Linked DNA regions of Homo sapiens: region 1 is linked to region 2. A link is a contact called in ENCODE Hi-C data. All regions are on one chromosome and are shown on one strand. The core of a region is the stretch at or near the end of the contact, and the rest is flanking DNA. Distances in the headings are between cores, read along the strand shown. Region 1 overlaps BTBD7 (BTB domain containing 7). Region 2 holds the start of ASB2 (ankyrin repeat and SOCS box containing 2).

Region 1 (4,948 bases), core at 286-2,785, 660 kb after region 2:
CTCATATAAGTGGAATTATGTAGTATTTGTCTTTCTGTGACTGGCTTATTTTACTTAGCATAATGTCTTCAAGGTTCATCCATGTTGTCACCATATTTCCTTCTTCTCTGAGGCCAAATAGTATTCCATTTATGTATTTACTACATTTTCTTTATTCATTCATCTGTCAATGGATATTTAGGTTGTTTCCACATCTTGGCTGTTGTGATATCTATTAATTGTTAAGCTGGTCTCTGTATTGAAATCTCCTTGCCTATATTTCTCCATAGTTTAACATCCTGCAAGGACCAGAGCAGATTTTGTCTGTTGTTTTTTGGTTTTGGTTGTTGTTATTGTTAGAGACAGTGTCTCATTCTGTTGTCCAGGCTGTAGTGCAGTGGTGCAGTCATGGCTCACTGCTCACTGTAACCTCAAATGCCTGGACTCAAGTGATCCCTCATCTCAGCCTCCGGAGTAGCTGAGACTGCAGGCACACACTATCACACTTGGCGAATTTTTCTGTTTTTTTGTAACAGCCTGTTGCCCAGGCTGATCTCAAACTCCTGGGCTGAAGCAATCTGCCCACCTCGGCCTCCTGAAGTGCTGGGTTTACAGGCGTGAGCCCCCGCATCTAGCTTGCACCTCATTTATTAAGGGTTCGTTATGAGCCAGGCACTCTTTAAGGTCTTTGGACTATATAGTTACTGAAATAAGACACAGTCCCAGTACTCCAAGAACTTAGTCTGTTTGAGGACATGGAAATTTTAATTCATTGCTCTTACAGAGTGAGTATGGAAATTGAAGTGTATCCCAAACTTTCTGGTAGCATATAGGAAAGGGATGATTTCTCAGTTTGATGTAAACCTCATTCAAGTGCCACTTCTTACATGCAGGCTATCCTGGTCACTACCCAGTCTGATTTGTGTTTTTATACTCTCCTTTACTCAGTTCTCTTTCTTTTCCAGCCCCCAAATCATCAGCATTTCCTATGACTCAACACTTAGCTTTTCATTCATTCTTCTAGATCCTTTTCTTTAGGAAATGGATTTAATTTCAAGGGTTCAGCTGAAACTTTCAAATTTGTAGTAGCTCCAACAAAACATTTTATTGTGAAGTAATACACATACAAAGTACATTAAATAAATCTAACTTAAAAAAACATTATTTTAAAGCTGACATCACTCTGGCCATGAAATAGAGCACTGTAAGTATTCCAAAAGCCCCCCTCATGCCTCTTCCCAATCATAACCACTTTCTTCCTCCTTTTAAAGGTTACTGCTATTCTGATCTTTATGGTAATTTCCTTGCAGATTTTTAAAAATAGCTTTATTCTTGATTACCAGCTGAATATTTATCCCAAAACAATATAATGTCATTTTGGGAGGACAGTAGAGAAAGACATTTTATCATATCCCGTTTTGTGCCTGTATTTTGAATCCGCAAGATCACCCCCAGGTTTGGTGAGGAGGAAGCACAGAACTCAACATATAGTATGACTCAGCTAAGAGTTACTACAGCAAAAAAAATACAAAGCGAAAATGCCCATGGGGCAACGTCCAGAGGAAACCAGGCACAAGCTTCAAGAGTCTTATCCCAGTGAAGCCGCGTAGGATGCATTGACTTGTTACAATCCTTGTGAAATGTTGTCTTCCAGGGAAGCTTATAAGAGACTCACTGCCCAGGGTGTTTATTGGGGTATAATCACATAGGCACCCTCTGTCTAGCTTGTACCAAATTCCAAGCTCCCAGAAGGAAAGCAGATATTCAGCATAAACCATATTGTTTGCACAAACAGTTTAGGCATAGTAAATCACCCTTATTAAATAGTCAGGGAATTATGGGAACACTCCCAAAATCCAATTTCCCAGAGACCTGCCAAGGGCCATCTTTGCATGCAGGCCTTTCTAAAGATAGCAGTCTTAGGCCTGCTATGTTGTCTTTTTGGCATAGTACCTTTTGCTGTTTCTGAATTCAAAATTTAAATAAGTAAAAAATCAATTATCACTTTATGTTATGTTCTTTTTTTCTCCACCGTTGTTTTCTTTCCTAATGTATCAAGATTAGCTGGGTGTGGTAGTGTGTGCCTCTGTAGTCTCAGCTACTTGGGAGGCTGAGTGCTGTAGTGCACAATAATTGCACTTAGGATTAACCACTGCACTCCAGCCTGGGCGACATACCAAACCCTGTTTCTCTTAAAAAAAAAAAAAAGTATCAACATTAGCTCAGTGCAAAGGTTGACTACTATGATATGATTGAAAGTATATTCCGGCCGGGCGCAGTGGCTCACGCCTATAATCCCAGCACTTTGGGAGGCTGAGGCAGGCAGATCACTTAAGGTCAGGAGTTCGAGACCAGCCTGGCCAACATAGTGAAGCCCCATCTCTACTAAAAATAAAAAATTAGTTGGGTGTGGTGGCACATGGCTGTAATCTTAGCCGCTCGGGAGGCTGAGGCAGGGTAATCGCTTGAACCCAAGAGGCAAAGGTTGCAATGAGCTGAGATCGTACCACTGCACTCTTTCTTATGAAGGTTTCTGTGATTAAGTTTGGAAAGGATGAATTAAACAAAGTTAAACAGATTTCTTAACTACAGGACTCTTAGCCTTTTCACAGGAATGTGCATGACTTGGTGACTGCCTACATGTCCTGCCTCATCTCACGTTTTTTTTCCCTGACCCACTTTGCTTACTCTGCCCAGATTTAATCTAGTACTAAGGATCAAATTACAATTGTCTATGTTACATGGGCATTTTCTCAGTTTGCCACAGCAATATTATGATCACTTTACCATCTTGAATATGAACTGTCCCTCCATCTCTGCTCAATTACTGTGTCAGAGCAAGCAAACGTTTTTACTATTTCATTCATAGATTCAGCAAAATTTGTTAAGCACCTACTATATTTGCCAGACACAGTTCTAGGCACTGGAGATACAACAGTGAATAAAAGAAAAACCCTGACCTTATATAGTTTACCTTATAGTGGGGAGTGGAAAAAGGGAACAATAATTAAAAATACATGTTATGCCCAGTATGGTGGCTCACACCTGTAATCCTTAAACTCTGAGAGGCCAAAGTGGGAGGATCACTTGAGGCCAAGAGTTCAAGACCAACCTTTATAACACACCAAGACCTCAACAGAAAAAATAAAAATAAATTAGCTGGGCACAGTGGTGCATACTGTAGTCCCAGTTATTCGGGAGGATCACTTGAGCCCAGGAGTTTGAAGCTACAGTGAGCTATGATTGTGCCACCACACTTCAGCCTGAGTGACAGAGTGAGACTGTCTCTATTTTTTAAAAAAAATTAAAAAAAAAAAGACTGGGCATGGTGGCTTGCACCTGTAATCCTAGCACTTTGGGGAGGCCAAGGTGGGTAGATCACCTGAAGTCATGAGTTCGAGACCAGCCTGGCCAACATGGTGAAACCCTATCTCTACTAAAAATACAAAAAAATTAGCTGGGCATGGTGGCAGATGCCTGTAATCCCAGCTACTCGGGAGGCTGAGGCAGGAGAATTGCTTGAACCCGGGAGGCAGAGGTTGCAGTGAGCCGAGATCACACCATTGTACTCCATCCTGGGCAACAAGAGCAAAACTCCATCTCAAAAAAAAAAAAAAAAAGATACATTTTGCTCCTAGGCATATACTTAAGAGAAGTGGAAGTACATGTCTACACAACTTGTACAAATGTTTGTAACAGCATTATTCATAATAACCAAAAAGTGGAAACAACCCAAATGTCCATCAATGGATGGATGGATGAATGAATAAATCAAATACAATGTGGTATATCCATACAATGAAATATTATACAGCAAATAAAGAGGAATAAAGTAGTACTGATAAATGCTACAATGTGGATGGACCTTGAAAACATCATGCTAAAGTGAAAGAAGCCAGTCACAAAAGCCCACATTATTATATGATCCCATTTATATAAAATGTCCAAAATAATAGAGGTAGAAATTAGATTAGTAGTTGCCTAGGATTGGGGAATTGAGGTGAGTGACTGCTAATGGAACTTCTTTTAGGGGGTGATGAAAATGTTCTACATGTCAGAACCACTGATGGCTGCACAGATGTATCTACAAGTAATATAGTGTCAGTTAAGCACAACGTTCTCAAGAAATTCAGTAAAAAGTCAAGCCTAACATTGTACACCTCAATGGCTAACAAAAGCATCCTCCAGTTATTTGGAAAATTTATCCATCTCGCTTCCTAGCAACAGCAGGTAATTGAGTTAGCTTAATACTTAGGACTTAATAAAATGTTAAATGTTAGTATACCAAATGACTTGAAACAATAATAACTGTGTTATAAACTCTTAATTTAATGTTAACTTCCTCCTTAATAGAAGAATATTTACCCACATACTCTAATTTGGAGATTACAACACAAATTGAAAGCACTTTCTCAAATATTGTCCTAACTGCTTAAATATTTATATATAAATTAGTTTTCTGATGTAAAAATGTTTGCAGTAAGAAGGAGGAAACCCAGAAGTTACAAAGGAAAAGACAGAGTTGTCTATATGAAAAATTTAAACATTTGTGACAAAAGCTATCATAGTTTTAAAAGGCCCGTATGAATATTTTCCGTTTATTATTTTAACATTAATATAGAAAATGTTGCAAATTTGTAAAAAGAACAGCCAAATAGAAAAATGGGCAAAGAATATAAAGCAACATGGGGACTAATGAATATCAGTTTATTAATTTTTAAGAGATTAAAATAGCAATGGCATAATTTTTCCTCCATCAGATTGCAAAGATGAATAATGTCCAGCATTTTGGACATTCTCATGCAGAGCTGATAGGAGTGTAAATTGCAACTCTTCTGACAATATGTCTTCAAATTAGAAACATGTATATCCTTTAACCCAAGAATCTTCTTGAAATTTATTCTAATGACATAATTTAGACTGGGCAGAGTGGGCAAAGATATGTGTAAAAGACTTGCAGTGCTATTTA
Region 2 (4,800 bases), core at 1,292-3,791:
TTATTTAAATCAGAATCTCTGGGGTGGGGCAGGCATAGGTAAGTGTAATATGATTCTAATGAGCAGCTAGGGCCAGATCCCAGCACAGTTCTCTTTCCTCTGGGTCACACTGCCTGCCCTCCACAGGCTCGAGTCAGATGCTTGAACGCTGTCCCTGCCTTTGTCAGGAGAGTGTCTGTGCTTTAGGACATCAGCGTCTGATCCCATGGGGCATGGTTCCCACTGGCATGGCTTTCAATGTGTGAATTATTCTGCCCCCAAATTGCCAGGTGATCTCAGAGAAGGCACAGAACCTCTTGGGGCCTGAACTAGTAAATGAGGGCTCTGAACACCAGGATAGCCAAGAGTCCCTCCAGTTAGAGGGACCACAATTCCCCTGTAAGACAGAATCTCAGCCAAAAGGAGCTTCTGGTCTGATAAACCCAAGAACTGGGAAATGACTTGGGACTACATTCTTTTGTAAAGAGTGAGGTAAAAAAAAATTTAGTTTGAATCTGTTTTTCTTCTTTTAAATGGAAACAAAGACAAGTGGAAAGTCAGAAAAAAGTTCACGGGTAGCACACGAGAGCTGAGGAGCATGCAGCTGAGACCGCAGTGAATATTTGGTGAGTGTCTGGGTTGATTATTACTACATATCAAACTACCTCAATCCCCAGTGGCACGAAACAATCCTTTTATCATAGCTTGTGGTTTATGGGTCAGGAAGTTGTGGGTGGTTTGTCTCTGCTCCACGTGGCATTAGCTGTGGCAGCTGCAGGTGAAGGATCCACCTCCGAGAGGGTGTCTTCACCCCTCTGCCTGGTGCTAGATGCTCTGGGGGCCCTGGGTGTTGCTTGCTTGGACTTCCTCACAACATGGCAGCTACAAAGCATCTCATGACCTAGCCTTGGAAGTCTCAGGACATCATTTCCACTGCATTCTATTGTTAAGTCCATCACTAGGCCACCCCATATTCAAGGGGAGGGAAGGAATAGACACATCTTGGATGGAGTTTGGGGTGTGTATGTGTGTGTGTGTGTGTGCATGTGTGCATGCCCATGAGGCAGAGGGCAACCTAGGAGGGGCCTGGCCTGGCCACAGCCCACCTTCCAGGTCAGATTGGGAAGGGGCAGGTGGTGGGCAGGAAGTAGAGGAACCTGTGTTTTGCCTCCAGCAAGGAGCCCAGGAAAGCAGCCCGGCCTCGGGGAGCCGTCCCACAGAGACGTCTCTCGGGGAACATCCTACTGGGTAGCAGAGTCTCCAAAAAGTAAAAAGAATCTGACAGCCCCTTCTCTGCCCTTCTCCTACACTCCCTCCATAGCACATGGGTCTGGAAGGGGCTGAACTTGAGCTAACTTTGAGGGCCACCCAGCCACAGTGGCCTGGGAAGACTGACCCAGCTGGGGTGATGAGCAATTTGGCAGGTACCAGGGAAGCTGGGGGACTGCCTGGGGACCACTGGTGTCCTTCCCATCTTTAGCACCAGTCAGACCTCCAGAACCTTGACTCAACCCCGTGGCACCTTGTATACTGAGATGTATTTCCTTGTGGAATATTCGAAGTGCGTGTAAAGGCATCCTGAGGTTTCCTGAGTTTGAATCAGTGAGAAATCATGCTGTGGCCATCATAAATCCACATCCTCCAAGGGGAATGGGCCACTGAAACAAAAATGATTCTCCCCTTAGAGGAACAGACCAAGTCATGTTTCTGGACCCCTAACTCTGAGGCATGAGATGTGAACACACGGGTGGGAGAGTAGGTGCCTGGCCATGTCCTGTCACATCCCGGATGCTCAGTGCATGTGGCTGTGTATGTGTTGTCTTTGACATTTGACCTATTCCAGAAATGGGACGTTCTTCCCTAGACCAGGAGGAAGGGCTCTCTTCTGTTGTATATCTCTGCCCAGGGCTTGCCCGCATGCCTCTGTGTTTGTTTGTTGGCTCATTTGTACCCTGGCCCTTTGTATCCCCAGCCCCACCCCACAGTATCCAGCAGCCAGACACCTGCTATCCCCAAATGCTGCCACAAGCTCAGCACCAAACCTTGATTTCTCCAAAGCCCTTTTACGTCAACTCCTTCATCTCCTCTCTCCCCTTCTTCCCTTCTCTTTCACTCCATCCTCTTCCTTCCTGCTGTCTTGCCTTCCCTCCTTTGTTGCCTTTACTTCTCCTCTTCCCCTTTCTTCCTCCTCCCTTGCTCCTCACTCTTTGTCTCCCAACTATGCGTCTCCTCGTCCTCGTTCCCTGCCTCTGTCTCTGACCCACTGCATCTCTCTCCTGTCTGGCTCTCCCCTGGGTAGTTCCAGAAACATACCCATATATGGCCTCCATGTCAAGGATCACAAATGATGACATCACGTGAGGGCCAAAGCTCCGGGATCCTCTCTGAAGTGAGAGTCTGTATTCGATGCACCCGGAGGAACGGAAGGCAGGATTGCAGCTTCCTCAGTGCAACCTCCAAACAGGAAATCTGAGATGTATAACATCTTATAGTTTGGCTTGTCAACGTTGGTCATGCGGTGGCCCCAAAATAAACTCCCTGCTTCAAAGGACAGCGTTTCAGAACTGCCTGGCAGAGCAGCCAGAAGCTTGGGGCCAGGGCAGAAGGAAAACTCGGGGAGCATGTTCTGAATTAAGACACTTTCAAGAAAATCCTTTGTATTACCCCTGAATTGTACCCTTGTTTCAGAGCCTAACAGGTAATGCATGCTTTCAACTTTCTTATACAGATCTTGCAAAAGATTCTTTGGCTGGTGGGGATTTTCGGCTGCAGTACTTACTGGAAACCGCTTGTAGTCAAACTGTGATGTTGCTTTTCCCTCTCTCTCGTATTTTCTTGAGTTATACAGCACGCTGGTGACTTTCGTTTTGGATGCAATGAACAGAGACTCAGCAATTTGCATGTACTTACCCATTCTTCTGGAGGACTCTGGCTCAGAATATCACTCTGCTGTGCACTTCTAAAAATGGAAATGCAAAAGGACTTATCAATGATGCTATTGTTGGGTCTGTAGGTCTTGGGCGGTATCTGTGTCAGACAAGTGACTTTCAGAAATGCTTTCAGGCCAGGCGCACAGATAGAGGTTTTCATGAGTGGGAGTTAATTTAATGTAGCTGTTGCAGAGTGCCTAGGCATGCACGGTATTGTGGGAGACCATAGCAGCCAAGGTGCCATGTGCTCTGCTTTCAACTGTTTGGGGATTAGGAGAGGAAATGGAGGAATGTTATTTATGTGAGATCCAACAAAGCTGTGGAATGCAGGGATGCAAGAATACCATGCATGTGTGTGCACACGCATATGCATGACACATTTAAGGAGGCCATGGCCTTTGAAAGGATGGGTGGGATGCCTCAGGGTGGAAACAGAGACCTCCAGGTGGAGGAGCAGCTTGGGCAAAGGCAGGGAAGTCAAGGGACCTGGGGTGATGATGGAAAGTGAAATGTGGCTCTGGCAAAGGGTTCTGCATGTGAAAAATGGGGGTGAGGCTAGAAGGGGAGGCCAGAGGGAGAGGCACATCCTTCCAGGCCAAGCAAGAAGTTGGAACACTTTCTGAGAGTTTTTGAGCAGAGGACGGCATGCACATAGCCACATGCATTGAGCATCTGGGATATGAAGGGACACAGCCAGGCACCTACACTCCCACCCGTGTGTTCACATCTCAGGCCCCAGAGGTGGAGGCCCAGAAACATGACTTGGTTTCTGGTGCCTCTAGGTGGAGAATCATTTTCATTTCAGTGGCCCATTCCCCTTGGAGGATGTGAGATTTGGCTTCGGTGGCTCTTCGGGAAGCCAGGGGTATGCACTGGAATGAGGAGGCAAGGAGGCTGGTGACTCCTAGGGAGGGCAGGTAAATGAGGAAGGCCTGAAGCAGGGCAGAAGCTGAGCCCCTGCACAGGACAGGAATGCTCTTCTGAAGATAAGCTTGTTTCGTGAGGCGAGGGCTTGAGGGGGCTCAGAGGGACGCAGGCAGAGCCAGCTGGGGCCAGCACCCCCGCCACAGCCCTGACCTCTGCCTGGGCAGAAGCACCATGAGGCAGACAGTGGCAGATGCTCGAGGCACTTCCAAAACAGTTGGACGGGTCCTGACAGCTGGTGGCAGGCCCATGTGCTGCACAGCGTCCCCAAGAAGCTGGCAGCAGCTCCGCTGGGTGCCATGCTGGTTTGCATCATCTGTTCTTGCACAAACAGGCCGGGTCATGAGTGCCTTGTGGTGGCGGGGGTGGGGGACACTGTCTAACCCACGCACGGTGACCTCACAGTGAACAACAACACAGGCCATACCAGCAAGCCTTTGTTGAGCACTGGCCCAAGCTTGTGTGCAGATTTCTCTCACTGACTTCGGTCAAGGCTACCATGAGTTACAGGTGATCGTTACTCCCATTTTCAGGTCTGGAAACAGGTTATGAGAGCTTAAAAGTCTTGCTTAAGGCTGGACGGCTGCAAGTGTTGGAGTCAGGAATCTGACCTTTTGGTCTGCAAGGTCCACATTCAAAGCCACAGCGTCCTGTGGCCTCTCAAGGTACTGTGGCAGTGGTAAACAGGACCATCGTGCACCCAGGGGAAATGTCTCTGGCACACTCAAGGCATCATAAGGTGCCCGTATATTGTGGACAGGCTAGATCCAAAGAGCCTTCCCAAAGGAGGCACAAAAATATCTCTGGGCCTGCCCAGTGTCCTTCCATTTCTGCGCTGCAGAGGATCAGGCTGCCCACAGGAGCCAGCTGTCACAGGAGTGGCTTGTGTCTGTGGTTCTCTTTCCTTAGCACCATTGTTTGGAATAATTAACGCCCAGGAATATAAATGAAGTTATTAAGAGCTTTG

What was found. A loop is a pair of places that touch in the nucleus more often than their neighbours do.
Region 1: a loop to region 2 is called in a map with no recorded cell type, with 2.6 times the contacts of the local background. The contact joins the enhancer-like site here to the promoter of ASB2 in region 2. A Hi-C loop is called at or near these places in 2 of 37 single-sample maps with no recorded cell type.

The regions. Positions count from the first base shown.
Region 1 is chr14:93,314,603-93,319,550 of GRCh38, reverse strand. All of the region lies in intron 1 of BTBD7 (BTB domain containing 7), which reads left to right. Among named protein-coding and RNA genes, the nearest start is that of BTBD7, 16 kb to the left of the region's middle. Within about 2 kb of position 1,535, at least 4 of the 41 ENCODE cell types and tissues checked have a DNase peak (open chromatin) inside an H3K27ac peak, as active enhancers do.
Region 2 is chr14:93,974,311-93,979,110 of GRCh38, reverse strand. ASB2 (ankyrin repeat and SOCS box containing 2) reads left to right here and starts at 2,541. Exons shown (of 10, transcript NM_001202429.2): 1 at 2,541-2,677. It overlaps LOC107984663 (a long non-coding RNA gene), which reads left to right. Exons shown (of 4, transcript XR_001750861.2): 4 at 1-1,686. RefSeq lists an enhancer at 3,489-4,060.